Regions from separate parts of the Homo sapiens genome. Here region 2 is linked to region 1. The links are chromatin loops, found by intact Hi-C in ENCODE. Cell type or tissue: HepG2. All regions are shown on one strand. Each heading gives the region's core, and the rest is flanking DNA. Links, peaks and the distances in the headings are about the cores only. Region 1 overlaps SORL1 (sortilin related receptor 1). Region 2 has its middle 53 kb from the start of TRK-TTT2-1.

The links. Peaks named below come from ENCODE experiments on the same cell type or tissue, not always from the same donor. Only the 100,000 strongest peaks of a DNase experiment are listed, where the experiment ranks them.
Region 2: a loop joins it to region 1, with 32 times the contacts of the local background. A loop is called at or near these places in 9 of 110 quality-filtered maps.

What each region holds. Positions count from the first base shown.
Region 1 is chr11:121,587,381-121,595,715 of GRCh38, reverse strand. It overlaps SORL1 (sortilin related receptor 1), which reads right to left. Exons shown (of 48, transcript NM_003105.6): 28 at 7,565-7,696; 29 at 6,326-6,457; 30 at 5,542-5,676; 31 at 4,560-4,715; 32 at 1-93. Among named protein-coding and RNA genes, the nearest start is that of SORL1-AS1, 140 kb to the right of the region's middle. RefSeq lists enhancers at 1-461, 5,753-5,852. In HepG2, for the core only: a CTCF peak has its summit at 4,112 (motif pointing right); a DNase peak (open chromatin) is centred at 4,125.
Region 2 is chr11:122,502,619-122,510,953 of GRCh38, reverse strand. No RefSeq gene overlaps it. Among named protein-coding and RNA genes, the nearest start is that of TRK-TTT2-1, 53 kb to the left of the region's middle. RefSeq lists a silencer at 5,063-5,122. In HepG2, for the core only: a CTCF peak has its summit at 5,017 (motif pointing right); a DNase peak (open chromatin) is centred at 5,023.

The sequences.
Region 1 (8,335 bases), core at 52-8,051:
AGTTGGGAATACACGTCTTCGGTTGGTGGCATTCGAACTCAAATCGGTCACATCGCCCAAGTTGGGTGGGAGTGGAGGCAGCAGTGACGTTTGCTAAAATAAAAGATTTTTAAAATTTACTTTTTAATATTGAGGGAGCTGGCCAATAACAGCAACCAATCAATATGCTAGGAGATTACGGTGCTTTAGAAATTACAATGGGAACCTGAAGACAAATGCGAGTTCCGGATAGAGAGCAGAGTAGATACAGACATCTAATGTTGCTTCCCCACAGGATCCCACTAAAGCCACAGTCAAGAGATTGTTTTCAAAGACCTAAATCCACGAGGACATGGATAATGAGATTTGGGAGCTGGAAAGAAGACAGATAGCGGTATGTGACTAAAGAGGCCAGCGAAGGCTGCGTCCTACCCTAAGCCGTCACAGGAGAAAGCTCAGAACCAATCAGATCAACAACACACAGTCCTCCAAAAGTTCAGAAACTGGCATCTAACTGGAAGTGAAGAAGGAGTTAAAATAAGGGAACTGACTGAATGATGTTTAAGACGCAGCTACATTCCTTATATCCCCTCCTATCAGTCCCACGAGGCAACCAACCCATACGTCACCCCAATAGAAGAATGGAGGGTTGTTATTTGGAGAAAGTAAAAACAGAGAGTTGTTTAGATAGGCGTAGTTGACAGCAAGTATATCCTACTGATAAAAGGGGGATTAAACCTACATATGGAAGTCCCAGTCCTCTTCTCCGAGGATCCTAGCAATAAGGTAATTATTGTCTAGGCAGGAGATCTAATAATCTTCTCTGGGGAAAATGACCAGCTTCAGAGACTAACCCTGAAGTAACCAAGATTCAGAGTTCCCCCATGGTTCCCAGCCATGAACCTCGAAGTTGACAAGCCCACCCATGTGCTCAGAATTACTTACCAGCACTTTAGTCCCCAGCCTTAAATACAAGCAGCAACCAAGAACTATCTGAGAAAAGGCTTTGACATGAAAGGCAGAAAGCCAAACAGAGCCCTAACCCCCAAAAAGGCCATTTGGAGGAAATAGAGGCTTTGCAAGAAGAAAACTTCAAAAACAAATATCCTTAATACGTTCAGAAAGAAAGAATATATTATTTATCCAAGAAAAAAAGAAAACAGGATACCATAAAAAGGGACAGTGGTAAAAATGGAGAAGCTCTTAAAGTTAAAACCATGACAACAAAGATGAAAAACTCAGCAAAGAGTTGAAATATAAAGTTGAGTAAATCTCCTAGAAAATTGGGGGGGTGGGGGAAGGGAATTTTCAAAACTATAAAAGATTAAACAAAAAAATAAGGAAGAAGACCAGATCAGGAGACAATATATGAATGACAAGAGTTCCAGGAAATAAGAGAAAACAGAGAGGGAAATATCATTAATAAAAACTTCAAGAAAAATTCCTTGAACTAAAATATATAAACTTCCATATCAAAAAGCATGCAAGTGTCCGCTATGTTGGATGGAAAGGGTCTCAGAGCAAAGCACATCATTGTGAAATTTTAAAACACTGGTGCCAAAGGGAAGATTCTACAAGCTTCTAGAGGATTAAAAACAGGTTACATACAAAAAAAAAAAAATCAGAATCAAAATGGCTTTTGGATTTCCGAAAAGCTGCTTGAAGGCAGTGGAACAAAACCTTCAAAACTCTGAAGGAAAATTACTTACAATCTAGCACGCCAAACCCAGCCCAACTATCAATTAAGTCTGAAGACAGAATTAAAACACTTTAAGACAAGCAAGACCTCACACAGGCCTCCCACATACATTTTCTCAGGCATTTTCCAGAAAACGTGCTCTACTGAAACATGGGATTAAACTAAAAAGAGAAAAACTGGGACACAGAAAACAGGAGTTCCAACAGGAGATGGAGGTAAAGGAAATCCTGAAGATGATGATGGTGCAACGTCCTAAAAGGCAGTTGTGCCCCAGGTATACAGGGCAACCAATACAAACCAGAGCAGCAAAATTCAAGAGACAAACACCTGAGAGCTGTCATCACAGTGTCCTTGGCCACTGCGTCATCATATTCACCTGACAAGGCTACTGAAGGATGCACTCCACCCAAACAAGGGAGTAAACCAAGAAAAAGCAACACACAAGATCCAGGAAACAAGGAATCTAAACTGGGAGAAAGGCAAAGAGAATTCCAAGGAGGCAGTGAAAGTCCCTGGGTAACAGGCACACAGCAGGACTAGAGAACAATCTGTCCCGAAAGGAGAATCCACGTTGTTAGAAGGAGTATCTCCAAGAGAAAAACTGGACTTGATAAATCCCTGGACATGTTGACCTGTGGAAAGTTATCCTGAGTGGCGACTGAAAGGCAGAAAGCATTGGCAAATGGTACAAAACAACCTAAGCAAACAAATGAAAAAAGCAATTATTAACTTCAGGATATTGTGCATATTCTATAGTTTTCATTGGATTTTCAAAGGGGCTTTCCCTATATCTCAGAACCACTCTGCAGAAACACAAGGTACATGGAGACAGGTGATAAAAAATAAAAAGGGGGAGAATGCCAGGCCAAGGCAAATCATGCCCTGGACAATAAGGGAGGCATCAGAGGGCTCCAATACTGGGGAGGACATGAGCATTCATCAGTATGGGCCTTATCAGAAGAAAAACTGAAAGGGGGAGAAATATGAGGTTAATAAGCCAGTTAGAAGACTTCTACACTAAACAAAGAAGATCCACGAGCTACAGATAACAATGAGTTTAAATTTGTCCCAGCACTGCGCACAAAAAAGAAAGTACAAAAGCTGAACAGGATATATAAACAGAGATCTGATCACTGGATTAGTCAGAATTTGCTAGAGTCTATTAATGTCCTGGTCAGAGTTTCAATAAGCAAAAACAACTTGAAGAGGATAATCAAGTTATTCAATAAATATGTAGGCCTTGAGGAGAAAGGACAGACACAAAGTTTTGTTTTCTCTTTTACAATTCATTTTAATTTGAGAAGCATTTTAGGGGATACTGACTATTTGCCTATTATTGTAGGAGACACAGAGCAGGACTCAAAGTAGTAGACAGCATGATTCCCAAACAGGAAGTCCACACAATGGCTATGGAAGCAAAGATCAACACGCATGAAATAATTAGGAAGCAATATATGGCAGATCATAGTTAAGAATCAAAAGGTCAATGGGTAAGTTTAATGAGACTGGAAAAGAGATGGAAATCATTTAAAGGAATCAGTGAAAGCGCCACAGAGGTGGAGCTTGAAAGGAGAATAATACCCTACTTGTTCAAAGCAGAAATCCCAAACTTTTGTGAACCTAAGAATCATATGGGGATCTCCTGGGCTCCACCCAGAAATTCTGATTCTACATTTTTTTATAAACACCCCAGGCGATTCCATTAGGGTGGTCTTTGCATCACATTTTGAGAAGTTCTGATGATATGAATATATCAAGGTCTCTTTTGCTATAAAATCCATGCTTCTGTTTGCACTGATGGATGGTGGGTTTCAGTGATAAGGAAAGTAGGAAGACAAGGTTGAGGGTACAGGAGTTCCTGCTGAGGGCAAAACCTTGCTGCAGGTGCACAGGCAGGAAAGAAGCAAGTCTATCTGAAGAAGATCAGGAATCTAGCTTGGCTGATGTAAGGAATCCAGGGAGGCAAGGAGGAATCAGCTCACAGAGGGCCTGGAAAATAGAAATTGTCAAAAATTGATCTTCTAGACAGGAGAACAAGAGGAAACTCAATATGGCAAAAAGACCACCCTAGTAAAAACATCATTTTTATAATGTTTTATAAAAAACATAGAATCAGAATTTCTGGGTGGAACCCAGGAGATCCCTACATGCTTTAGGTTCACTAAAGTTTGGGATTTTGATGTTTTTAAACAAGGAAGCAATGGAAAGAACATGCTCACAGAAGAAGGGAAAAGATCATGCAAAGCATGCAAAAAATTATTTGTTCTCCTATTATAACTGAGTTTGAAGTAGACTCCTGCTTAGGAAAGAACACAGGATCCTCACCTCTGTTCCGCCTGCTGTTAGGAGCACACACGAAATGGGATTTCAAGTTCTACCCCACCTCCAACAATATGGTGACTACAGACCTTCAGCTGCCTCTTTGAGTTTAGCCACTAGATGGCAGTGCTTACCCTTCTTTTAGTTGGACAGGCCGGCCAACTAGCAAGCTGAATTGGGCTCTCTCCCCAGAGTTTAATACACACACAAAAAGTTCCACATTAATTCCAATTTGTACTTTCCCACTAAGAAGGCAGCAAAGGTGGCATAACCATAGCCTGGGTGGAAATCAGGGTGGCTGGCATCTTGCAGGAAGGTCAGAGGCCAGTTATAGAGGATGAGATGCTCCCATTCCAATTTCCTATGCATCTATGATCCAGGAAAAAATGCTAGAAATCAGCCTTCCCTGGAGGTACACCATTAGTAACAGGCAACCTGGCCACACAGCAGAGTCCCAGACAGCAGGGCATGGGGCCCGGTTGGATTGTGCCCAGAGCACACCCCCAGAAGGTCCTCTCCACAATAGCAGGTACCACAGGAGAGGACCTGGGCCAGAACTCACCAAGCAAGGGGCAGGCTTCCTCGTCAGAGCCATCTGCACAATCTCGGTACCCGTCGCACACCCAGGTGTCCATCACGCAGGTCCCACTGCTGCAGCGGTAGTAATTGGGCAGACACGTGGAGGGCCCAGGAGTCGAGAAGGGAAGAATATGTGAATCTGAGAAAAACACCAAGCACGGAAACCCAAAACATTAGAAGCAGCTTGATCTTAGACCAAATATGTCCCAAACCTAGTGCGGATGTCCCAGTTTTAGCTGTACCTGCTGAGGGAGGCCAGTGACTGGCACAGCTCTGAGCAGCGGCTAATCTAGAAATCATGTATAATGGGTTGTCAGAAGAGGCAATATTCTTTTCCCTTTTGGGGAGTAGATTTCCCTTACTATATTTGATTTCGGTTAATATTCAGATAAGTTTGCTTTTGCAGGGGCTGGTGAAAGAAACAGGTGGCTGAGGAGGCACAGGGTGGCTAAGAGAATTCCTACTGAGGCAAAGCATTGTGTTCTAGTTAATTCAACCGCAACTACTCCACGACCTGGTTCAGAGATGAGAATGCCAGAAAGGAAAGGGGCAAGTCTGCATTCCACATGAGTGCTCCTCAAATGCATTGTGGAGCACACAGGACCTGGGGGCTTATTAGCATGCAGATTCTGACTCTGTAGGTCTGGGGTGAGGTCAGAGATTCTACATTTCTAACAAGTTCCAAGGAGATGCAGATGCTACTGGTTGCAAACCATACTTTGAGTAGGAAGGCTCTAGACTTCTCACTCTGCCCTGCAAATACGGAATAAATAGCCTGAAAATAGGAGAAACCAACCACACTTATTTCAAAATGAGAAAGAGGAACAGAAAAAATTTGAGTCACTCCTCTCACAAAAATATGCCCCCCAAAACACGGAATCAGCCAGGCACATCCTGCATAGCTGGTGGAACTATTCTGGTGTGTCTTGGTTATGGGGCTAACCCAGGCCCCAGGGGCCTCTTACCTCCACAATCCTTCTCATCAGACCAGTCCCCACAGTCGTTCTCCCTGTCACATTTCCATCTGTTGGGGATGCAGTGGCCATTCTCACACCGAAACTGGAAGTAGCGGGAGCAGTTTGGGGCTTCTGTGGGGTTTTCTGCAGAGATCAACCACATCATCAGTTGCTTTCCCTGCATCAGTGTGAACACAGGGCTCCAACTCTAGGCATCCTCCTCCAGACCCAAGTTCCAGGGCAACCCACACTTCCCACCCATAAAGAGATAAGGCAGCTTCATGGACCCAATGGGGAACAAAAAATACACCTACAAACTAAACAAAACCCCATCTTCCCAGCCCCTAACCCATGTTCCTCTGATCTATACTACAATATCCTGAGAACAATCACCTGAATTTTAATTCTGACATTTTACCAAAGGAATAAAACAACTATTGATGGTAATCCAATCATGACAATAACTATTACATTGTGGCCTGTCACTTTTAGGGGGAGGTCACTCCATAATATTTACCATAATTCCTTATCTACCACCTTCCTTATACATAATGTGGTCTTCCCAACCACAGAAAGGAAAGGAGATCAAATAAACTTTTCCCTAGCACCTGCTGGGTGCCAGCTGCCCCCTTCAAGACTCAACTCGTATGAGTATTCAGGAACTGGCAGCAACTGCTGCTGAGTTACGGGAAGGCCAAGTCTGCAGTGGGGTTGCCGGTGAGTGTCCCTGTAACTGCAGGCATCACTGTTAACTAGAGGATTAGGATGTGAGGAGGCAGACTGGACATCTTACCGCAGTTGGCTTCATCAGAATAATCGCCGCAATCATCCATCCCGTCGCACTTCCAAATCAAACTGATGCACACTCCATTCTGACACTGGAAACCGAACTCATCACATACCTTGTGGAACTCAGGATCTTGGGCTACAGAGGGAACAAACATCCATGAAGTCCAGGAACTTCCATGCTGAGGGGTCGAAGCAGCAGTGGTGCCCAGAAGCAAGGGGGAACAGCAGTGAGTTCTGGCAAAGGACTGTCTGGCTAAACCATGCCTTGAAAGCAAAAGCCAAACCTAATCTAAACAGAGCACACACTTTGTTAATTAATCCATTCCATGAATCTTTACCGAGTCGTGTTATGAGCTGAGTTTATCCTCCCAAAAATCATGTGTTTAAGTCCCAACCTCTAGTCTCTCAGAAACAGGACTGTATTTAGAGATAAGGGCTTGAAAGAGGAAACGTTAGAATGAGGTGATCTGGGTGGCCCGAATCTAATAGGCCTGGTGTCCTTACAGAAGAGGAAATTTAGACACAGATGTGTACAGAGGAAAGACCGTGTGAAGAGCCAGGGAGAAGGCAGCCAGGCAGCCGTCTATGAGGCCAGGGAGAGAGGCCTCGGAGGAACCCAACCCTGCCGACACCTTGATCTTGGACTGCTAGCTTCCAGGCTTGCAAGAAATAAATTTCTGTTGTTTGAGCCATCTGGTCTGTGGTACTCTGCTACAGCAGTCCCAGGAAACAAATATAAGAGCTGCTCCAAGAAGGGCACTATTTTAGGAGAGGGCCATAGCAATGCACAAAACAAGCCCCTGCTCCTGTAAAGCTCAGGCAGCAAAATGAACAGACAGGTCCAAATTGGGGCAAGTTGTGACAGGATCATCGAAGCAGGGTAAGGGGCTACGGCACGCTGGGAGTGCCATCTGATACAGTACTGGCAAGAAAGGCCTCTCACTTTCAGCGACCCTTGAGCCAAGACCCTGGTCACTCGCCATCCTGCCCCTTATACATACACCCACAACTGAAAAGCAGGATTCCTTAAGCAACAAAAGAAAGTCTTTCTCAGAAAAGGCAAGCTTGGATGCTCAACCTAGACATGTAAGCTAAATAGAGGTGCAACTCCAGGGTGGTCAAACCCTCGACACTCAACCAAGACCTGTCAGTTATTAAATAGAGACACAACCCCAGGGTGGCCAAACCCCCATGCAAGTTCTTTAGTGACCGTGAGTCACCTCCCCTGCCTGCCCCAACTCACAGCATCCTGCAAACGCCGCATCCTCATCGGACCCGTCGCGGCACTGGATGATTCCGTCACAGACCATGGAGTGGAACAGGCACTGCTGGCGGTTCTTACACACAAAGTCCATGAAGTGCGTACAGAGGGGCTCTGTAAGGGATCCAGAGAAGGGAAGAGGCCATGAGCACTGCGGCTGGCTGGGCCCTCTAGCCCTGGGCAAGTGCACACGAGTACAGATGTGGCTTCAGGAAGCAACAGTAAAAGCCACAATTTATTGAGCACTTGTTTTCTGCCAAGCCTAGAGCTAAAGCATTTGACATAAAGTGCATCATTAAACCCTCAAGACAACATTAGGAGAGATTTTATTGTCGCTAATTCAAAATGAGAAAACAAGGGCAGTAGCATTAAGTATTTTGCCAAGAGTACACAGCTGATGAAGATGAAGCCAAAAGTGAAATCCAGAGCTGTCTGGCATCAAACCCCCAATCTCAAGCATGATTAATAGATACTGACTCTCTAATACGGGGGTAGGCAAATTTTTCTGTAAGGAACTAATATTATGGAATGCACTGTGTTCCCCCAAAATTTGTATGTTGAAGCCCTGATCCCCAATTTGACTGTATTTGGAGATAGGGCCTTTAAAAAGGTAATGGAGGTTAAATGAAACCATAAGAATGGGGCCTAAACTCAAAAGAATTCGTGTCCTTTGAGAAGAGAGAGACACCAGGAATGCCCACACAGAGAAAGGGCCATGTGAGGACACAGCAAGACCTTCGTACTTGAACTGCA
Region 2 (8,335 bases), core at 314-8,313, 910 kb before region 1:
CTGGTGCACTGCACCCACTAACTCGTCATCTAGCATTAGGTATATCTCCCAATGCTATCCCTCCCCCCTCCCCCCACCCCACAACAGTCCCCAGAGTGTGATATTCCCCTTCCTGTGTCCATGTGATCTCATTGTTCAGTTCCCACCTATGAGTGAGAATATGCGGTGTTTGGCTTTTTGTTCTTGCGATAGTTTACTGAGAATGATGTTTTCCAATTTCATCCATGTCCCTAATTTTGTGTCTGTTAATCAACCTCTGGTTTTCCGTCCTCACCCACCACCACCTCTGATGCCTTTCCAGTCTCTAGTGACCACTATTTTACACTCTACTTCTATGAAGTCAACTTCAGAGTGAGTTTTATGGTATTAAACATCTTTGTTTTCTAACCAGCAACCTCAGCTAAGAGTGTCATTTCTTTTCTTTTTTTTTTTTTTTTTTTACTTCTTTATGCTGTCACCTATAATTGTAGGAGCTAGATCTGTAGTACTAGTGCTTTGGATGTAGTACTAGTGATATGGAAGTGCTGGGAAGGGAAGAACGTGGTCCCTTTGAATGACAGGGAAGGGGGTAAGGGAAGTGCTGAGTAGAGAAAGGTGGTTCCCTGGATAGAGCTCCACCCCCAAGGACCTAGGTGACAACAGGCGCTCCTGCCTTTGGCGCCCAAATGTTCCATTTTCCAAGACCACCCTGGCCCCCCTCCCACGCCACCATCCTGGGCCTATAAAAACCAGAAACCTTAGCAAGGCAGAGACACAGTGGCTGGATGTCATGAGGAACACATCGTGGAAGAAGACGCAAGCGGCTGGTAGTTGAGAGCACAGCAGCGGAAGAGCACCCGATAGGCACCAGCAGGCGGCAGGCCATAGACCACGGAGCGACGGGGAGTTTGGCTGGGGCAGTCGCAGGAGAGCCCGGATCTCCAAGCGGCTGGTCTCCAGGGGAAAAAATCTCCCTTCTGGCTCCCCCATCTGCTGAGAGCTACTTCCACTCAATAAAACCTTGCACTCATTCTCCAAACCCATGCGTGATCAGATTCTTCCAGTACACCAAGGCAAGAAATCCAGGGATACAGAAAGCCCTCTGTCCTTGGGACAAGCTAGAGGGTCTAATTGAGCTGGTCAACGCAAGCCGCCTGTAGGCGGCAAACTAAGAGAGCACCCTGTAACACATGCCCACTGGGGCTTCAGGAGCTGTAAACATCCACCCCTAGACACTGCCATGGGGTTGAAACCCCACAGCCTTCCTGTCTGTATGCTCCCCTAGAGGTTTGAGCAGCGGGGCACTGAAGAAGCGAGCCACACCCCCATCACATGCCCTGAAAGGGGGCCAAGGGAACCTTTCTCGTTTCACTAGTGCTTTGTCTTGTCTTGGATGTCAAAGTACTTGTGTAGCCTCCATAAGTGATTCTCGGACCTGAGGAATTCATAGCTTCCCTCCCCTAACTCCAGCAACAGCAGACTGATGTATGGATGCAGGCATGCCCCCATACTGACATTACTTCATATTCAGCAAGGCCCCTGGAATTGTCCGGCTGGTGCACAAGCACCCATCTGTATGTTTCCACCACAGAATCATGGACGCAAAACACCCCAGTCATACCAAAGCCTTCTTTAGTTCCTGAATCCTGCACCAGAAGTGCTTGTTGGATAAAATTATCCACTGTGGTTTCCGGGGTTTGTGTTGGTTCAAAGTCCATTGTAAGGAGAGACTCCATGCAATAATCACAACAGCCACTATTCATTGGAGGTCTACTATTTGCTACATCCTGCACTTTACATGTATAATTTCTTACTCTCGCCACATTTTAGTAAGAAGAGTATTATTATTATCTTTATATTTTAGGAGAGGAAACAATGTCTTAGGCAATTTAAGTAAATTGCCCAAGCGAATAAAGTGGCACAGCTTGAATTCAAAATTACTTTCATCTGTTTCCAAAATTAACATTTATTGTTCTAATTCACATGTTAGCAATGTCTATAAAGGATAAAGGACAAATCCAGGAAGATTCAGGACCTTCTGGTGCTCCAGTCCAATGCGTAGGTGTCTGCGGGAACTTTATAACCAATTTCTCCCATCCCAGGGTCGCTTATTTATTCTTTAATTCAACCAATATTTATTGAATGCTGACTGTGCTAGTTGAAGGAGATGTGTCTGTTGTCTTCAAGGAGCATGTTTTCTAGTGTAACAAATAGATAAGTGAACAGACGGGTGCACTATGCTGTGTTAAGTACAACAATAGCAGCTCAGTATAGGGGAGATGGAGGTCCATACCATCCTCTTCCTACGTCGGCTGCCTTCCCTAAGAGAGGCGCTATTAGAAATTGATCGTGGGTCTTCATCTGTGTGCCTTATGTCTCTGGGATGTGTACATGCAAAAATGCATAGATATGCAGTCTCCAGTTTATACTGTCTTCCAGATATCTTAGTCACCTGTATGTCAAGGGACAGCTATCTTCCCCCATTCATAAAATGTCCAGAAAGGACACATAATAGATCCTGCGACAGGACGTCCAGCCAGTACTTATTATCTGGAGGCCGAGGAACAGACCCATGCCTCTGTCATCTCCCAGATACTCAGGACACATATTTGAATCATGAGTGGAGTTCCATTGGTCCCTTGGGGGAAGGCCCTCCAGGGTCACAATAGACTTTTTAGAGCAGCTTCATCGGACCCTCTCCCTTGACAGTCAGGATCCAGCCCTTTCAAAGTGACCATGATCCAGCAAGGTGCTGTTCACTAGACTAAGGTGGGACTTCTCCACATTTTCACCTGGACCTGGACCTCTTACTTTCTGAAACTTTGGCTTTTTTTTTTTTTTTTTTTTGAAACAGAGTCTCACTCTATACCCAGGCTGGAGTGCAGTGGTATGATCTTGGCTCACTGCGACCTCTGCCTCCTGGGTTCAAGTGATTCTCCTGCCTCAGCCTCCCGAATAGCTGGGACTACAGGCATGAGCCACCGCAGCCAGCTAATTTTTGTATGTTTAGTAGAGATGGGGTTTCACCATGCTGGCCAGGCTGGTCTCAAACTCCTGGCCTCAAATGATCCACCCCCCATCGCCTCCCAAAGTGCTGGGATTACAGGTGTGAGCCACTGTGCCTGGCCTTGGCATTTGTTTCTATTCACAACTACACACCAAGTGACTGCTCTTCTTGTGTTTTAGGTCTTCTCCGTTTATGTCCTGTGCCTGACCTGTCTGTTTACCCACTCACTGACCTTACTTTAGCCTCTCAGATTAGATTGGACTGACACCCCAGTGACTCTGAGTACCAAGAACAGGAAGAAACCTAATTTTGATTTCTTTTTGCTTTCCTTATGTGCTATTGCTAGTTGTGCCAGCGTATTCCTTCTAAATAGTGCTTTCATTCAAGAGCCTTTAATGACTCCTCATTCCCATAACCAACATTTTACACTCTTGATCCTGCCTTCTGATCCCAGTCTGCATTCTAGCTCTATATCTCTCTGCTGTGCAGCATGTGCCAACCATGATGGATTACTCCCTTGTTCCAACACATTCGTGCTTCTGTGTAAGTTACTTGATGCCTCAAATATGCTTCATTTCTTCTTTCCCTTTTAAAATTATCCTATCTTCCTGGCTCCTTTATTTCTTCCCCCTTGAGATGGTGCCTTGCTCAGTCACCCAGGCTGGAGCGCAGTGGCTTGATCATAGCTTACTGCAGCCTCAAACTCCTGAGCTCAAGCAATCCTCCTGCCTCAGCCTCCCAAGTAGCTGGGACTACAGGTGCTCGTCCCCACACTGGGCTAATTTTTAATTTTTTTGTAGAGATGGGGGTCTTGCTATGTTGTTCAGACTGATCTAGAACTGGCCTCAAGCAATCCTCTTGCCTCAACCTCCCTAGTGGCTGGGATTACAGTGCCTGGCTAACTCCTACTCCTTCAAGACCCAGACAATGCCTCTCACTGTTGGGGCAGGATCTCTAATTGCCTTTTGCACAGGCTGAAGGGATGACCTCCATTCTTAAGCCAGTTGTGTAATTTGCACATAGCTCCTTGCTATACTTTATGGCAATGATTTCTCTATGTATTCTCCACTAGTCTATATGCATTCTGAGGTCAGAAAGCATGCCTCTTTTATCTGTTATCCTGACTATCCAGGACAATGACTGGCATTATAATAGATGTCTTATTATTGTTTTTTGAATAAATAAATGGATTGTTTTTAACTCCACTTGCTGTATGTTTTGAAAACAAAATTAATTCTACAGTGGTAAGGAGAGATAATACTGAAAGTGTCACTAAGATGGCAATTTTTGACATGAAACCCTTCCAAAGAAAAAGGATTTTAAAAAGTTAGGCAGGTATTGTGGTGCACACCTATCGTCCCAGCTATTGAGGAGGCTGAGGTGGGAGGATCACTTGAGCCCAGGAGGTCAAGGCTGCAGTGAGTTTTGATTGTGCCACTACACTCCAGCCTTGGTGACAGAGCAAGACCCTGACAAACACACACAGACACACACACACACACACACACACACACACACACACACGAAAGAAAAGAAAAGAAAAAAGAAAAGAAAATTGTACCAGTAGAAAAGTGAAGAAGGTCATTTAAATAGAGGACCCTCTACTGCTCAACTTAAAATAGAGCAGGCCATTTAGAGACTAGGGGAAAGTCTGGTGTGTATTAATGAAAGAGGACATTGTAGGAAATGACAGGTAGTCATACCCAGATCCTAAAGAACTCTGTCTGTGGTACTAAGAACTTTAGACTTTATTCTGTGATCAATAGAGGGACTACTAACCACATACGTTTTCTAAGTGGTGGAGTGACATGGTCGGATTCAATTGGTGAGTAACTCTGGGCTTATGTTTTTGCTCTCTCTCTCTTTTTTTTTTTTTTTTTTTTTTTTTTTTTTTTTTTTAAGATATTGTGCATAGGTGTTCTGGGAAGTGGTTCCAAGAAGAGCTTATCATCCTGTACGCTAGCCTCCGGGAGGACAGGGTTGCCTGAGACAGTGTGGGCAGTGGTTGCCTCCTGGCTCAGCCACTGGAGGTCACTGTTGCACCATAGATATGTTCACAAAGCACCGTGATGCCGTTTCCAAGTTGGCTTCTGCCAGGGGTGAATTCATCATCCCCTGGGCAGCTTGGAAGTTCCCTAGTGCAGACATCTCTCTGTCTCCAAGGATTGGCCTGGTCACACAATGTGGTTGAGGGAGAGCTTAGTCTGAGGCAAGAGGGAGAGAGGCTGGAAAGCCTGGTGCAAAGAGGGCTGAGGCAGTCTTCAAATACGGGAAATTTCATGTGGTCTGGATTGCATTATCCTGCGTCTGAAATGGGAGAGGCTGGATGCCCCTTTGGGTCAAGGCGACTTTTCTCTTGCCACTTTCTGGTTTGAATCTGGTTGAGGTAGGGAAGGTTATTATTGTCTTCTGAGTCCCTAGAGATCAGAAGATACAAAACATGTTAGGCATCTCAGGCTCCCTCATAGAGGGAGATCTGGAGATTGGAAGAGGCCTTCCTAGTCCTGCTGGGCTCTGACAACAGAACTGCTACATAGAAAAGGGGAATGGAAACAGAGGCCCGCGCCTTAAACACACCCACTCACCAGTGGTCTGTACCCAGAGCAGGCTTCAACTGAGGCATCCAAGAGAACCATAGAGAAGAGCAGGAACTGATATTTCTAGTGAGAAACTCTGTGTGCCAGGTGTTTTCTATGTTTTCACACTCAGCTCTCATGATACATGTGTGCAGTGGGTATTATTTTTGCTCATTTGCTATTTGAAGAAACCGAGGTGTAGAGCTGACGCTTGAACCGTAAGTCTCCTAAAATACAAAGAGCAAAGATAGTAAAATGACTACTTGTGGGTACCTTTTTAAGAACTTACCTGAGCTTGAAAACTTGGTTTGAGTCATACAGGAGAACGGATCTCTGACCATGCAACTTAGCTAATAACTCATTTTACATTGCTTGAGAGTAACTTCTTCCTAGTAAGTCATAATCTGCTTATGACTTCACATAGGTCCAAAACACTTCTATACACATCAACTAATTTGACCCTTATAATGAGTACCTTATCCCCATTTTTGTAGATAAAGAATCCGAGATTTCAAGAATTTGATTGCCTAAGATCACATAGTTAATTAATGGTGGGATCAAACTCAGATCCTTCTTACTCCAAATGGGGCACTCTTTGCATGACCCGTAATTATACCTCTAGATAAATCTTGCATGATGAAAAGATGTTGTATCATAGCTGAATTAGAAATAAAATGCACTTGCAATTTTTGTAGTACAACATTTTATTTTTAGAGATGAGGAGATTTCAATCCATTAAGTTCCTTGCCCAAAGTTCATACAGCTCTGGGGTGAGTAACATTATCTTCCTAAGTTAAGATTCCCAGATTTAGCAAATAAAATGCAGAACTATTAGAATTTCTAGTATTACATGGGGCCTAATTATACTAAAAAAATACTCATTGTTTATCTGAAATTCAAATTTAACTGGACATCCTGTATTTTATCTGACAACTCTATCCTAAATCCAAAGAGGAAAAGCTAAGTTCACCGTTCTTCTGGACATATTTGAGTTTTGGAAATGCAAATATTTTGAGAAAAGCACTTTGAGCACCCTAAAAAAATGGGAAGACTTTCTGTGATTTTATTCTGGCTTTGCTAACAACACCTCCCTGAGCTGTGCTTGCCCGCTACACCTAATGGATTCATTTTTAAGTACATCCTGAGAAAAAAACAATTGCGAAGCAGTTTTGCAAAATGCAAAGCGCTTCAGGACAATTATAAAAGAAACCAGCCCAGTTAATCATACCAACTACTCAAGGGAAACCAGATCATGGAAAGAAATCCCCAAGGAACATGGAGTAGAATATCCTTCCTATGCACACCTTTAATCAAGATTCAAAAGGAAGACAGCTAGTTCCCTTTGGAAATGATTATGTAATGAAATCAACCCTGCTTTGTACTCCCAGACTAATTACTGGATTTATTCTTTTTACTCAATTTATTTCCATGTATTTGGACATTTTTCATTGATATTCTTCATTATTTTATTAAAACAAACAAAAATAAATAAATAATAGTATTTTGAGCTGACCAGGTACAAGAGTGCTGATTTTAGAACCAGTATTAAAAATTTAAATATTAAGGAAGTTTCATACTTAACTATATCCATAGTTAAATATAAAGGGAATTTCTTAGTCTATTATGTTGTATTATACATTACATATCCTTGTAGGTCCAGGTCTCATAAAGATAAAGCTCTGTGTACATATGATGACCTTTAGTCATTCTGAAAATAAAAAAATGCTGGTTCTTAAAGTCACATGTTAATGAAGTGGACAATAATGCATTTATGGCAATGAGATATCTGAGCCATTTTTACACCTGTTAGGATGGCTATAATAAAAAAACAAAAGGTAACATGCGTTGGTGTGATGTGGAGAAAAGAAAACTCTTGTACACTATTGGTGAGAATTTAAATTAGTACTGTTATTATGGAAAACAGCATGACGTTTTCTAAAAAAAATTTTAAAATAGAACTACCATATGATCCAGCAATCCTCCATCTGCCATCAAAGGCAATAAAAGCAGTATGTCGAAGAAATATCTGCACTCTCATATTCATGGAAGCATTATTCATAATAGCCAGGATGTAGAATCATTCTGATTTTCCACCAATGGATGAATGAATAAAATGTGGTGTGTGCATCTAGGAGCCTATTGCTCCTTGATATACACATATCTATATATTCAATCGTCTATAAAGACATGTATCACTTAACAATGGGAATACATTCTGAAAAATGTGTTTGTGAGTGATTTTGTTGTTGTGCAAACATCATAGAGTATACTTACACAAACCTAGGTGGTGTAGCCTATTACACACCTAGGCTATATGGTACAGCCTGTTGTTCCTAGGCTAAAAACCTGTATAGCATGTTACTGTACTGAATATTGTAGGCAATGGTAACAAAATGGTTCTGTGTGTATCTAAAGGTATCTGAACATAGAAAAGGTATAGTAAAAATACAGTATTATGATCTTATGGGATGCCATTGCATATACAGTCTGTTATTGACCAAAACATTATGTGGTCCATGAGTATATATATAAAATGAAATATTACTTAGCCTTAAAAAGGAAGGAAATCCTGCCATCTGTAACAACATGGATGAACCTGGGGGACATGATACCGTGAAATAAGCCAGACAGAGAAAGAGAAGTGTTGCATGGTCTAATTGAGATGTGGATTCTAAATTAAACTAGAACTCATAGTTGTAGAGAGTAGAACAGTGGTTGCCAGGGGCTGGGGAGTGGAGGAAATGGGGAGATATTGGTCAAAGGGTACAAAGTG